3 separate regions of the Homo sapiens genome follow, and regions 1 and 3 are each linked to region 2. A link is a contact called in ENCODE Hi-C or POLR2A ChIA-PET data. All regions are on one chromosome and are shown on one strand. Each heading gives the region's core, a stretch centred on a gene start or an enhancer-like site at or near the end of the contact. The rest is flanking DNA. Distances are from core to core; before and after follow the strand shown.

Region 1 (4,332 bases), core at 878-3,377, 200 kb before region 2:
CTTCCTGGTACAGGGCACGCCAGAGTTCCCGGGAGCTAATCTTGATTGCTGGTGCTCCGTGTGGTTGTTGTGTACAAAGAAATTACCATGGAGGGAACATGGAGATGGGAAAGGGCTGGTGCAATGGGCAGAATGAAGAGGTGTCTGAAGAACCAACAACCTGAGGCTAGGCAGGAACATCTGGCAGCTCTCAGAGAGGTTTAGCAGTCCTTACTCAAGTGCAACTGACTGTGAGGTGCACTAAAGAGTGAAAGGCAGAGAAAGGCCTCCCTGCCTTAGTCTTGGCCTTCATCTTCTTAACTAATGAAAAGAAGCTGGGTGCTTGCTTTGGCAGCACATACACCAAAATTGGAACAATATACAGAAGATTAGCATGGCCCCTGCACAAGAATGACACTCAAATTTGTGTTCTGTATTAAAAAAAAAAAAAAAAAAAAAAAAGGCTGGGCATGGTGGTTCATGCTTGTAATCCCAGCACTTTGGGAGGCCGAGGCGGGTGGATCACCTGAGGTTAGGAGTTCGAGACCAGCCTGGCCAACATGATGAAACCCCGTATCTACTGAAAAAAATACAAAAAATTAGCCGAGTGTGGTGGCATGCACCTGTAATCCCAGCTACTTGAGAGGCTGAGGCAGGAGAATCGCTTTGAACCTGGAAGGCGGAGGCTGCAGTGAGCCGAGATTGCGCCACTGCACTCCAGCCTCGGCAACAAGAGTGAAACTCCGTCTCAAAAGAAAAAAAAAAAAGTTGGGAAAAACATGGTTCTCCAGGGCCGTGGCAAGCCAGGCTTCTGCACTACTGCCAAGAGGAGTGAACTTGAGCTGCTTTTCGTTTCCTCCACACAACATGGTGAGGAGCCAAAGGAAGACAGTGATCTAAGTCATTCCCCACCTTCAGGCGGCACCATCCCTGTTTTCAAATCCCTAACTGCCTCACTCCCCTAAAGCATTTTTTCCCCGCTGGAAACAGACTGGAACACAATTAAGCAATGTTGATCACTGCTTCAGTCAAAAGTGGTCTGAAGGGAAAAGCTGATGTGTTTTGTCCCCCAAAAGGGATAGATGGCCTCAAAGGAAAATGTCGCATTTGGATTAGATTTGTGGTAGGGGAGGAGTGACCTGCCAAGGGCTCCTTGAATAAACAAAACTGTTCCTCAAAGGGCTTTGGGTGGAGGTCATCAAAGCAAGTTCACAGAAAGATCCTCCTCCCTGGTAACTCTCCAGAGATGGCTGACTCTTTGCTTACATAGGTAGCTCAGGGGTCCCACTTGAAGTCAGTTGCCCAGAATAAGCCAGAGCCTGCCCCCTCAAGAATTCAGGAATGTGGTTTCCAATGCAAATAAAGGCTAAATTGTAGAAACAGTGCTGGAGTGTGTTCAAGCCCTCCCTCTAGGTCCTCTGAGTCATTTGGAAATGGTTAACAAACAGGTTGGACACCTGGGTTGATTACTGCTGAAGGGGATTTCCACACAAACCCTATACTGTAAAATCATCCTCTTGCCTTCCCAAAGCAATTCAGTTCCACTTTCTAGATCGAATGTGCCTTAAAGATTCCAAATGTCCTAAATCAGATCCTAGGGTTCCTAAATTAGAGCAGCAACTGCTGCTGACACAAAGAAACAAGGAGCCAAGCAACTTTGTGCTTAAAAAAAAAAAAAAAAAAAGTTTATTTTAAATTAAGAGGAACAGATGTCCAATGTTTCAAAAAGCCACACATTTGTGGATTTGGCTGACAAACTCTCTAAGCTGCATTTTATTTCTGTTCCCATAGAGTCAGCTAGCCACTTGCAACTGACTCACTTCTCTCTGGGCCACAGTTTGGGCCAGTCTCCTGACTACAGAATTAGAATCCAGATATCAAATGAATCCAGGGTGCTTGGGTGGAGAGCAGGTGTTAAAAGCCATCTAAAACCACCCCTTCCCTGCTTTAATTTAGGAGTATCAACACCCACACAGCAAACTGCAAGGCTAGTGGGTCAAAGAGAATGAGCAAACAGTTGGCACCTGCCAATCCCAGCACCACGCAATTTTAAAGGCAATGAGTAAGCAGCTGTCTGGAACAGGTTTTTGTATAATCCTTCTTAAGAGTACTGGTTAAATATGCAAATACACACAGGTTATTTGCTGCAATTCAAGGCCTCGCCCCCAAGGCAAATGCATTACCTCAGGTGAACTCTTGGCCTTGTTGGGAAGGGATAGGATCCCTAGCTCCTGTCCACCAGACACTAATGACTCAGTTGCTTCTAAAGTTTAAAATACATGATGTGCTTTCTCTTCTTGTTGTCTTTGAGAATAAATAAATTTACCTTCAGACACAAGGGTTTTGTGTGTAGTATCTCATTTACGTTGTGTAAATACTGGAGAGGATTCAATAAATGTTAGAGATAAAATGTTACTTGGCTTTTCAAAAACTTTAAACTCCTGCTTAGTTTTAATTTTTTGTAGCACCTCAAAAAATTATTTATGAATAAAATGAAGCAGTTGTTTGTATTTTTTAATAGAAATGAGACTCTTAGGTCTATTGAGGAAGATCTTGCATGCCATCAATTTTTTCATGGTTCAAAACCTATTTACCCAGCAAATCTCACTGTATTTTCTAGACTGACCTTGTAACAAGTATTAAAAGCTGATACTCCCTTTTCTCCTCTTTCCTTCCAGATGTTTTAGTATTTATATATATATTTTTTGAGGCAGGGTCTGTGTCACTCAGGCTGGAGTGCAGTGACACAATCACGGCTCACTAATGAGGTGATCCACCTCAGCCTGGGACTATAGGCACATACTGTCACACTTGGCTAACTTTTAAATATTTTGTAGGGAGGTCTCATTATGTTGTCCAGGCTGGTCTCGAACTCCTGGGCTCAGGAGTGATTTGCCTGCCTTGGCCTACCAAAGTGCTAGAATTACAGGCATGAGCAACCATGATAACCAATATTCTTTATAATGAAAATAAATTAGAAAATGGTCAATATTTTCAGGTGGGAAAGTTAAAAAACTGTTTTTGGTTTTAAATTCTTCGGTAAATTTTTCACTTATCAAAAGTTTGACAGAGTATCTGCTAGAAAACCAGAGCACATATGCTAAGAAAGCATTTTAAAATATATCTTTGTTTCTGGAGGAGTGAATGCAATGTTGTGAAATTCTTGCATGTGTATCAGATGCTCACTTTTTTTTTTTTTTTTTTTTTTTTTTTGCGAGATGGTGTCTTGCTCTGTTGCCCAGGCTGGAGTGCAGTGGCACGATCTCAGGTCACTGCAACGTCTGCCTTCCGGGTTCAAGTGACTCTCCTGCCTGTTTCCCGAGTAGCTGAGATTACAGGCATACGCCACCACGCCTGGCTAATTTTTGTATTTTTAGTAGAGATAGGGTTTCACCATGCTGGCCAGGCTGGTCTTGAACTCCTGACCTCAAGTGATCCTGTCTTGGCCTCCCAAAAGGCTGGGATGACAGGCGTGAGCCACTGTGCCTGGCCTCAGTCTTTCATTGGGAATGCCCAGCATGGTGGCTCACACCTGTCATCCCAGCACTTTGGGAGGCCACGGCAGGATCGCTCGAGCCTGGGAATTCAAGACTGGCCTGGGCAAAATATTGAGACCCTGTCTTTACAAAAAATTAAAAAATTACCCAGGTATGGTGGTTCATGCTGGTCCTTGCCAGGGAGGCTGAGGTAGGAGAATTTCTTGAGCCTGGGAGGTCAAGGCTGTAAAGAGCCATGACTGTGCCACCACACTCCAGCCTGGGTGACACAGTAAAACCTCACTCTCAAAAAAAAAAAAAAAAAAAAAAAAAAGCTGGGGTGGTGGAGGTGGATAACTTTTATTGCTGTACTTTTACTGAACTCTTTTTTGTTTGTTTGTTTTGAGACGGAGTTTCACTCTTGTTGCCCAGGCTGGAGTGCAATGGCAAGATCTCGGCTCACTGCAACCTCTGCCTCCTGGGTTCAAGCGATTCCTGCCTCAGCCTCCCGAGTAGCTGGGATTACAGGCATGTGCCACCGTGCCTGCTACATTTTTGTATTTTTAGTAGAGATGTGATTTCGCCATGTTGGTTAGGCTGGTCTCGAACTCAGGTGATCTGCCCACCTTGGCCTCCCAAAGTGCTGGGATTACAGGCGTGAGCCACCATGCCCGGCCCTATTTATTGAACTCTTGGCCTAAAAGGGATCCTCCTGCCTTGGCCTCCCAAAGTATTAGGATTATAAGCATGAGCCACTGCACCCAGCCTATTTCAGTACTTTACATGTTACCAGATTTATTCCTTAGGTAAACTGTCCTTCTATCTCTTTTATTTTTATAGATGAAAGAAACTGAGGCTCTTTTAAACTTTCTCAGGT
Region 2 (4,391 bases), core at 324-2,823:
AGAGCAAACAAGTTCTAATTCTGTGCAAAAAGTGCCAAAACAAAGATATGTAAGAGGGATCTTGTCAAAGGCTACACAGCTAAAGCAATGTGTTCAAAGGAGGCAGGCGAGAGAATTCTCAACAGAAAGAGCATGTGGTAAAGCACAGAGACGTAAAAGTGTGGTTGGCTAAGGGAACTACAAGTACTTTTGTAACACTATAGGATTGAGGGAGTACACAATTAAGGTTAGAGAAATGAGCAAGGGCCAGACCAACAAGCTAAACATACCTCAGTAAGAATCCTGAGTTTATTCTACAGGCGAAGGGAGCTACTTAAGGATTTTAACAAGGAAAATAATGGAATTAGATTTGCTTTGTGTACTCAGAAAATACTAAAGTATCTGCTAAACAAATATAGTGGATCTAAAGATGGTAGGTCTTTGCAAACCAATTAAGTATGTAAGAACAAAAGTCACTTGTTACTAGGAAGAAATCTCTACCATAGTGGGTTATTAATACTCTGGGTGACTAACTATGTTGTAACAGATTAAGTCCTACTAAAAGAAGCTACATGGAGGCTTTATTTTATTAGCCTTGGCCAGACTAGTTTTATCCCCCTTTCCTCCAAAGGTAATATAATAAATTCGCATGGTACAAAATACACACACACACACACACACACACACACACACACACCCCAGAAAAGAAAAAGCATGGAAAAAAAAAAATCAAGTCTTTCTGTCACCCTTGTCCTCTAGCAATACAGTTTTCCTCCACAAACACCACCACTGTCACTATTATCTTATGGACTAAACCAGCCAAGTTAACTGTATTTTATTTAAATTCTCTTCTGAAACTCTTCTGCTAATAGTGCTTAAACATAACCAGGCCAGGCTCTGAATAAGATATAACATAAGACTACAAGGCTACATTTTACTTTCTCTTCACTCTTCTATCTCAATTACTACTGGTATTAAGTTATTAATGTTATAACTCAGTTATAAAGTGTAGTTACAGTAACTCAGTCACTGAATATAGGGGCAAGAAGTCAAACAACTCTCTAACCATTAATACAAACATCGTAATAAAGTAGATTAACCTGCTTTACAAGCTCAAGTATATGCTGTAATGCAAGGCAAATACACTAGCTTTAAAGTATGTAACTTATAATGTATTTAGTTATAGTAAAGCCTTATAAACCATTAATTTTAACTTCTTCCTGACTTTAACTTTTCTTTTGAGACAGGATCTCACATCTATTTTTCTGAGTAGAGGGTCCTTAGACTCCTTAAGTTTAATTGATAATTATCCTTTCCGATAATTGGAGAAAACATTCCAGTGGGCTCATAAAGTTCATAGAGCTATATACCTAAAAGCAGTAAGTTATGCTGTAAGAATCCTAAGCTACCCTGTAAGAATTCTATGTTTCTAAGTCTCTACCAAGCCTTCATCTAAGGCACTGAGTTTCACCTGTCACAGCTTAAGTCCCACAGTGTTTGAGGAAGTCGGAGTAAAAATAGTGTTAGTCAAATAGTGAAATTAAATTCAAAACCACAAAAGGAAGCAAACCACAGACACTACTAACTGAACCCCAAGTGATTCTAACAGATTCCTTCCTACTTCTCAACTTCAGAGGCAGGTGGAAGATGACTTTAAGAAAACACTATCAGAAAACAATGAGGAGGAAAAAGGAAAGTCAAAAACCTGTGTTTCCAATTCCTTGTTAGATCCCCAGAAAAAAAGCAGTAAGAAAAACACGCTGCATCAGTTAGCAATGACCTTCAGCCTCAGGGTATTTTACTTGTAAAAAAAAAAAAAAAAAAAAAAAACAACAAAGATTTGGCCTGGCACCTTGGTTCACACCTATAATCCCAGCACTTTGGGAGGCTGAGATGAGAGGATCACTTGAGCCCAGGAGTTTGATACCAGCCTGGGCAACATAATGAGACCCCATCTCTGCAAAAACTTTAAAAAATAAGGTAAATAAAAGATCTGGCTTTAAAGTGACAGAACTGCCTGCAACCCTAATCTATGTAATCCTTATATTACTTTCTCATTAAACATATGCTACCAAGAGAGCTATGCATATATATCTTTGATCTCCTTCAGGAATGTATTGGTACTAATCAAAATAGTCCATGTGGAATAGATATACTTTATTTAAAAAATGCAAAATTAAACAGGAGGCAAGTGACAAACTCTTTTTTTTTTTTTTTTTTTTTTTTGAGATGGAGTCTTGCTCTGTCGCCAGCCAGGCTGGAGTACAGTGGCTCGATCTCAGCTCACTACAACCTCTGCCTCCTAGGTTCAAGTGATTCTCCTGCCTCAGCCTCCCGAGTAGCTGGGACTACAGGAGTGCGCCAACATGCCCGGCTAATTTTTTGTATTTTAGTAGAAATGGAGTTTCACCATGTTGGCCAGGATGGTCTCGATCTCCTGACCTCATGGTCCACCTGCCTCAGCCTCAGTCTAGACAAGTCAGTCAGCCTCAGTCTAGACAAGAACAGAAAAGTAGCCTGTAACCTGTAATTCCTTCTTTTCCTCTCTCCCTCAGCCTCTACTAGTGAATGTAGTGTTATTCTACTACGAATGCAGTTATTAGAACAACAGTGATATGGGTTACTTCCCTAGGATTTATGTCCCAGTTTGAGTTAAAACACCAGCAAACATGAACATAATTCTGAAGTTGCAAGTTTTTTGTTTTTTTTTTTGAAACCGAGTCTCGCTCTGTCACCAGGCTGGAATGCAGTGGCATGATCTCGGCTTACTGCAACCTCTACCTCCCCAGTTCAAGCAATTCTCCTGCCTCAGCCTCCCAAGTAGCTGGGACTACAGGCGTGCACCACCACGTCCAGCTAATTTTTGTATTTTTAGTACAGATGGGGTTTGACCACGTTGGCCAGAATGGTCTCGATCTCTTGACCTCATGTTCCGTCCGCCTTGGCCTCCCAAAGTGCTGGGAATACAGGCATGAGCCACGGCGTCCAGCCGTGTCAAATTCTTAATAATGGCACATGTTTAAACATATTAAAAAAGCACACTTAAGTGGTGGTCATTTACACAACTGAACAGGACCCTGCTCCTTCCTATATAGCCTTCCTAATTGTGAGGAAAAAAAGACAGGAACTTCGGCTGGGCGTGGTGGCTCATGCCTGTAATCCCAGCACTTTGGGAGGCCAAGGGGGCGTGGATCACGAGGTCAGGAGATCGAGATCATCCTGGCTAACACAGTGAAACCCCGTTTCTACTAAAAATACAAAATATTAGCCGGGCCCATGGTGGCACACGCCTGTAGTCCCAGCTACTCCAGAGGCTGAGGCAGGAGAATCGCTTGTACCCGGGAGGCGGAGGTTGCAGTGAGCCAAGACCGCCCTACTGCACTCCAGCCTGAGTGACAGAGCAAGACTTTGGCAAAAAAAAAAAAAAGAACTTCAAGTGACCGTATTGGCTAAGAGAAGGTTAAATTTGCTTCCACCTCTTCAAATAAGGTAGGTAAGATTGTTTTCCTTACTGATGTTCCTTTTGAGTGAGAATGTCTAGAACACTCAGCAATTCTTCCCATATTTTCCTGTTATATACTCAAAAGAGAAATATGCCAAAGCACACAATAATAGGACAAGTCACTCTTATTAACTGCAAGTCTGGTTTAGGTATACCCTTACAGTAGGAGCATGTAACAGGGTGGCCAAACTATATAACTATGTCTAGTAATATCAATATAGATTAAAACTTTTAAAATGCAACATATTTTTAAACAGGTTTTATTTTCAAAACAGCACATAGTAACCATAAAGTATTCTCAGTCAGTTATAAAGGTGTGATGGCATATAAGCTATACCACAGAAACTGAATTGTATTTTTATTCTTTATTTATTGAGACAGGGTCTTGCCCTGTTGCCCAGGCTGGAGTGCAGTGGTACCACTGCAGCCTCGACCTCCCAGGCTCAAGTGATCTTCCTACCTCAGCCTCCTCAGTACCTGAGACTACAGGCGCCACCATGCCTGGCTAATTTTTTTTTTTTTTTAAGAGACAGGTTCTCCCTATGTTACCCAGGCTGGTCTCGAACTCCTGGGCTCAAGTAATCCTCCCAGCTCGACCTCCCAGTGTTGGGATTACAGGTATGAACCACTGTACCCAGCCATAAACTGAATTATACACTATGGAACTAAGCATGGATAAAGTCAAAGGACATATACAACATTCTCTATAAACTTGCAGGTATTTTCAGAGGACATATCTGAAATACATGTAATATATCTGGATACATGTATCCAAACTACAGCTACATTTTATTATCCTCTCAATCTGCAAAATGCCATTAGTGTTGAAGCTGGAGATATCCTATTTTAACATATGCTTGGAAATTCCTATGATAAAGTTTTTTTTAACTTAAAAGAATTTTTATTTTGC
Region 3 (4,183 bases), core at 1,211-3,710, 210 kb after region 2:
CCCCTGTCTTAACATCCAGATTTAGTTTGCAAAGCAAAAGTCATTCCACAGAAGATGAAATCAAGAGTCTCAGCGTGTATTTTCCAAATGAGGTGGTGTGATTGTATCCTTCTCATCCTTGCACATATGTGGCAACCAAAAGAGTTGTCCCAGAGGTGAAATAGTGGGATGAAGTGAACAGTGTCAGAGCAGCCCACTGGGCCCCTGAGGGAAAGCACACAAAGGGAGCTGACCCCACAGCTTCCTGAAGTAACACCAGGAAATGAGACTCCAGATCATTTGGGGGGACATAATACCCTTTACATAGTTCTTTAGAAGAGTTCTCCCAGGCTGGGCACGGTGGCTCATGCCTGTAATCCCAGCACCTTTGGAGGCTGAGGCGAGAGGATTGCATGAGCCCAGTTCAACACCAACCTGGGCAACACAGGGGGACCCTGTCTCTACAGTTTTGTTAATTAGCCGGTCATGTTGACACACGGCTGTGGTCCTAATTACTCAGTAGGCTGAGGCAGGAGAATCGCTTGAGCCCGGAAGACTGAGGCTGCAGTAATGCGGTGAGCCAAGATCATGCTACCTGGGTGACAGAGCAAGCCCCTGTCTCAAAACAAAACAAAAGGAATAGTTCACCCATAAGCTGAGAGCCTCTTCCCTTGTCTGAGCCTTGCTGTGGGTTGCTGAAATCAGCATGGAGCACTGGGTCTGTTGGGGTGGTGTATGCTCATCGGCTTCAGGGCTGCAGATTCCTTTGCCCAGCAACGCCCTGGCAAGGACAGTGTTGACTGCCCAACAGCAGCCAAGTGTTCATCTCTGTCAGGGCCTATCGGCAAGCAGCTTGTCACCAGCTGCCCAGCACACCCGGAAAAAATGGCTCCTATGTTCACACAGATAATTTGGGTTGATAGGAACAGCATCAGGGGAAGACAATGGTGTCACCAAATCAATACTTGTGCTTCACAAATTAAAGTCTTGGCTCTGGCCCTGAGTTTATATTCAGGAGGGCACGACTCCCGGACAGAGACTAACTGCAACAGACATTTTGCTCCCAACAACAGCAAATTCTCTTTTCTTCGTAAGGAGTCAACTAGAGACTTGATATATTAAAGAAAATCCATTGAGGCTCATGCCCATAATCCCAGCACTTTGGGAGGCTGAGGTGGGTGGATCGCTTGAGCTCAGGACTTTGAGACCAGCTTAGGCAACATGGTGAAACCCTGTCTCTGCTTAAAAAAATATATATACATATATATATATAGAGAGAGAGAGAGAGAGACAGATAGACAGACAGACAGACAGAGAAAATCCATTGAGAGCATCCCTTAACTGTGAATTTATGTTTGTTGTGGCATCTCTCTAGAAAATAATGTTGGTAAGCTAGAAGAGGGGACCTGCATGCTGGCATAAATGAAGCTTTCTACACTCATGTTTGTAGCAGCATTATTCACAATAGCCAAAAGTTGGGAGCCAATCAAGTGTCCATTGATGGATGAATGGTAAACAAAATATGGTAGATACATACAGCAAAATATTCAACTTCAAAAGGAAGGAAATGTCAACATATGCTACAACATGGATGAAACTTGACAACCTTATGCTAAGTGAAATAAGACAGTCACAGAAAAGCAAGTACAGTATGATTCCACTTCAATGCGCTACCTAGAGTAGTCAAGTTCATAGAGACAAAAAATAGAATGGTGGGCCAGGCGCGGTGGCTCACACCTGTAACCCCAGCACTTTGGGAGGCTGAGGTGGGCAGATCATGAGGTCAGGAGATGGAGACCATCCTGGCTAACATGGTGAAACCCCATCTCTACTAAAAATACAAAAAAATTAGCTGGGCGTGGTGGCGCACACCTATAGTCCCAGCTACTTGGGAGGCTGAGGCAGGAGAATGGCGTGAACCCGGGAGGAGGAGCTTGCAGCAAGCCAAGATCGCGCCACTGCACTCCAGCTTGGGTGACAGAGTGAGACTCCGTCTCAAAAAAAAAAAAAAAAAAAAAGTCGAATGGTTGTTGCCAGGGTCTGGAGGTAGGGGGTGATGGGGAGTTATTGTTTAACGGGTACAGAGTTTCCGTTTGGGAAGATGAAAACACTAGAGGTGATGTAGTGATGAATGCACAACAGTGTGAATGTCTTTAATGCCACTGAACTGCACGCTTAAAAATGGTTAAAATGGTAAATGTATGTTATGCACATTTTGCCACAATAGGAAAAAAAAAAAAGAACGAATCTTTTACTCATCAGCCAGAGAGCAAGTCCTGTATTTAAATGGATCACAACATCGTGGGCTCTGTGGAGATTTCTTAGAAATGTTCAGTAGAGTAGAAAGGGTTTAGCCCCTGATTGAGTTTGCTTTTGGACATAAATTAGTAATCATAGAGGCTGACAAACTGATTACTCATAAATCAGTCACGCAAAACAAAACACAGATTGCAACACAGTACCCTAAGTTTTACCAACTAGGCAGTTTTCCTATCTTGTAGATCAGGACTTTTCAGACTTGAATGTGCATGGGAATCACCCAGGCATCTTGTTTAAAATGCAGATTTGGATTCAGTATGTTTGGGGTGGAGCTTCAGATTTCTGTCTGTACAACCAGTTCCCAGGGGATGCTGATTCTATTGGTCCAGGGACCCAGTTTCAAGTAGCAAGAGTGTAGACCTCTCTGTAATTAAGATTCCTTTCTTTGCTCATTTGGCAAGAAAAAAAAGGTTCCTGTCCACACCTTGGAGGTAACAGCCTCCTCATGAAAATCGAACACAGGCATCTCCAGATTTAGATGGAAGAAAAGTCTGTGGGAGATAGGAATTATTCCTGGGATCCTCTCATTTTGCTACTTACTGCCATCAAAAGTCAGGTTTCAGGGATCAACTCCATCTTTTTCTCCACCCAACCATGGACATACTGTAAATAAATCCCTTGCACTTATTCTCTTTGGGTATAGACCAGATCAGCTGCAATTTCAGAAAGAAAGAGAGAGAGAGAGAGGGAGAGAGAGAGAGGGAGGGAGGGAGGGGAGGAAGGATCAGCTGCAATTTCAGAAAGAAAGGAAGAAAGAAAAAGAAAGGGGGAGAGAGAGAAAAAAAGAAAAAGAAAGGAAGGAAGGAAAAGAGAGAGAGAGAATGGGAAATAAGAAAAATATGAGAAGCAAACGACTTCCTTTGAAGTGCTCTAACATAATCATTCAGCATCTCCTCATTGCTTTTAGGCTCAAGCTCCGAATCCTTAGAAGGGCTTCTGGGGTCTGATGAGGTCCCTGCCCACCCAGCTCATCTCTCACTCTTCCCCTGCTTGTACTCTGTGTTCAGCCATATTGAATTCTTTTCTTTTCTTTTTTTTTTTTTTTTTTTTTTACAGTTGCTGTCTCCTTGATCTGGAAGCTTGTCCCTCCTTGTAACACCTGGCAGGCATTGTCTCTTCTGGAAAGACTTTACGCCACTGCCCTCTTTTGCTGCCCTTTGAGTTGGGTTGTCTTTCTCTGTCTTCATTTGCACACTGTGCTTACCTCTGGCACAGCACTTCTCAGTATATTTCCATTGTATTCCCCTGTCTATGTCCCCCCTGAACTGTGAGCTCCTTGAGGGATGGAAAGATGTCAAAAGGCTGACAAACTCAGTGTCTCGAACATATGAGGTGCTCAACGTTGAAAGAATGGGCAAATGAAAAAGAACTGTAACATTGTGTGACATTTGAAGAAGACATTGCTGGCCCGGCGCAGTGGCTCACGCCTGTAATCCCAGCACTTTGGGAGGCTGAGGCAGGTGGATCACTTGAGGTCAGGAGTTTGAGACTAGCCTGGCCAACATAGCAAAAACCCGTGTCTACTAAAAATACAGAAAATTATTGCTTGAACCTGGGAGGCAGAGGTTGCAGTGAGCCAAGGTCACTGCACTCCAGTCTGGGCAACAGAATGGAAGGAGTAAGAAAGAGGAGGAGGAGGAGGAGGAGGAAGGAGAAGAAGAAGAAGGAGGAGAGGGGAAAGGAGGAGGGAGGGGGGAGGCGGAGGGGAGAAAGGGGAGGAAGAAATTGCTTAGTTCCTAAAACACCATGATGTTGCCCTCAGAATGACTTTTGTAAAGGCCAAACACATTGACACCAATTTCTGTGTTCCAGCAACTGCAACTGAACTCCTCTGTTCTGATAAATTATATTGCCCCAGCTTCCTCATTTTATATTGCTGACCATG

Evidence for each region. Hi-C counts contacts between places; a loop is a spot of excess contacts on that map. ChIA-PET counts read pairs that join two places held with the same protein, here RNA polymerase II (POLR2A). Pooled maps may share reads with other maps.
Region 1: a map of heart right ventricle shows a loop between it and region 2 (2.5-fold over the local background). The contact joins two enhancer-like sites. A Hi-C loop is called at or near these places in 1 of 168 maps with a recorded cell type or tissue (heart right ventricle), 2 of 37 single-sample maps with no recorded cell type and 3 of 50 pooled maps. POLR2A ChIA-PET finds 5 or more read pairs at or near these places in 6 of 52 experiments (AG04450, B cell, CD4-positive, alpha-beta T cell and 3 more).
Region 3: a pooled map shows a loop between it and region 2 (5-fold over the local background). The contact joins two enhancer-like sites. A Hi-C loop is called at or near these places in 6 of 50 pooled maps. POLR2A ChIA-PET finds 5 or more read pairs at or near these places in 2 of 52 experiments (HepG2 and activated naive CD8-positive, alpha-beta T cell).

Annotation. Positions count from the first base shown.
Region 1 is chr17:59,843,531-59,847,862 of GRCh38, reverse strand. It overlaps the pseudogene RNU6-450P. Among named protein-coding and RNA genes, the nearest start is that of MIR21, 4.4 kb to the right of the region's middle. RefSeq lists a silencer at 198-297 and an enhancer at 336-1,324. Within about 2 kb of position 2,127, at least 36 of the 41 ENCODE cell types and tissues checked have a DNase peak (open chromatin) inside an H3K27ac peak, as active enhancers do; they include B cell and OCI-LY7, where a contact is called at or near this core.
Region 2 is chr17:59,639,418-59,643,808 of GRCh38, reverse strand. All of the region lies in intron 1 of CLTC (clathrin heavy chain), which reads right to left. Among named protein-coding and RNA genes, the nearest start is that of CLTC, 22 kb to the right of the region's middle. RefSeq lists a silencer at 1,468-1,547. Within about 2 kb of position 1,573, at least 6 of the 41 ENCODE cell types and tissues checked have a DNase peak (open chromatin) inside an H3K27ac peak, as active enhancers do; they include B cell and OCI-LY7, where a contact is called at or near this core.
Region 3 is chr17:59,433,693-59,437,875 of GRCh38, reverse strand. All of the region lies in intron 2 of LINC01476 (long intergenic non-protein coding RNA 1476), which reads left to right. Among named protein-coding and RNA genes, the nearest start is that of MIR4729, 70 kb to the right of the region's middle. Within about 2 kb of position 2,460, at least 3 of the 41 ENCODE cell types and tissues checked have a DNase peak (open chromatin) inside an H3K27ac peak, as active enhancers do.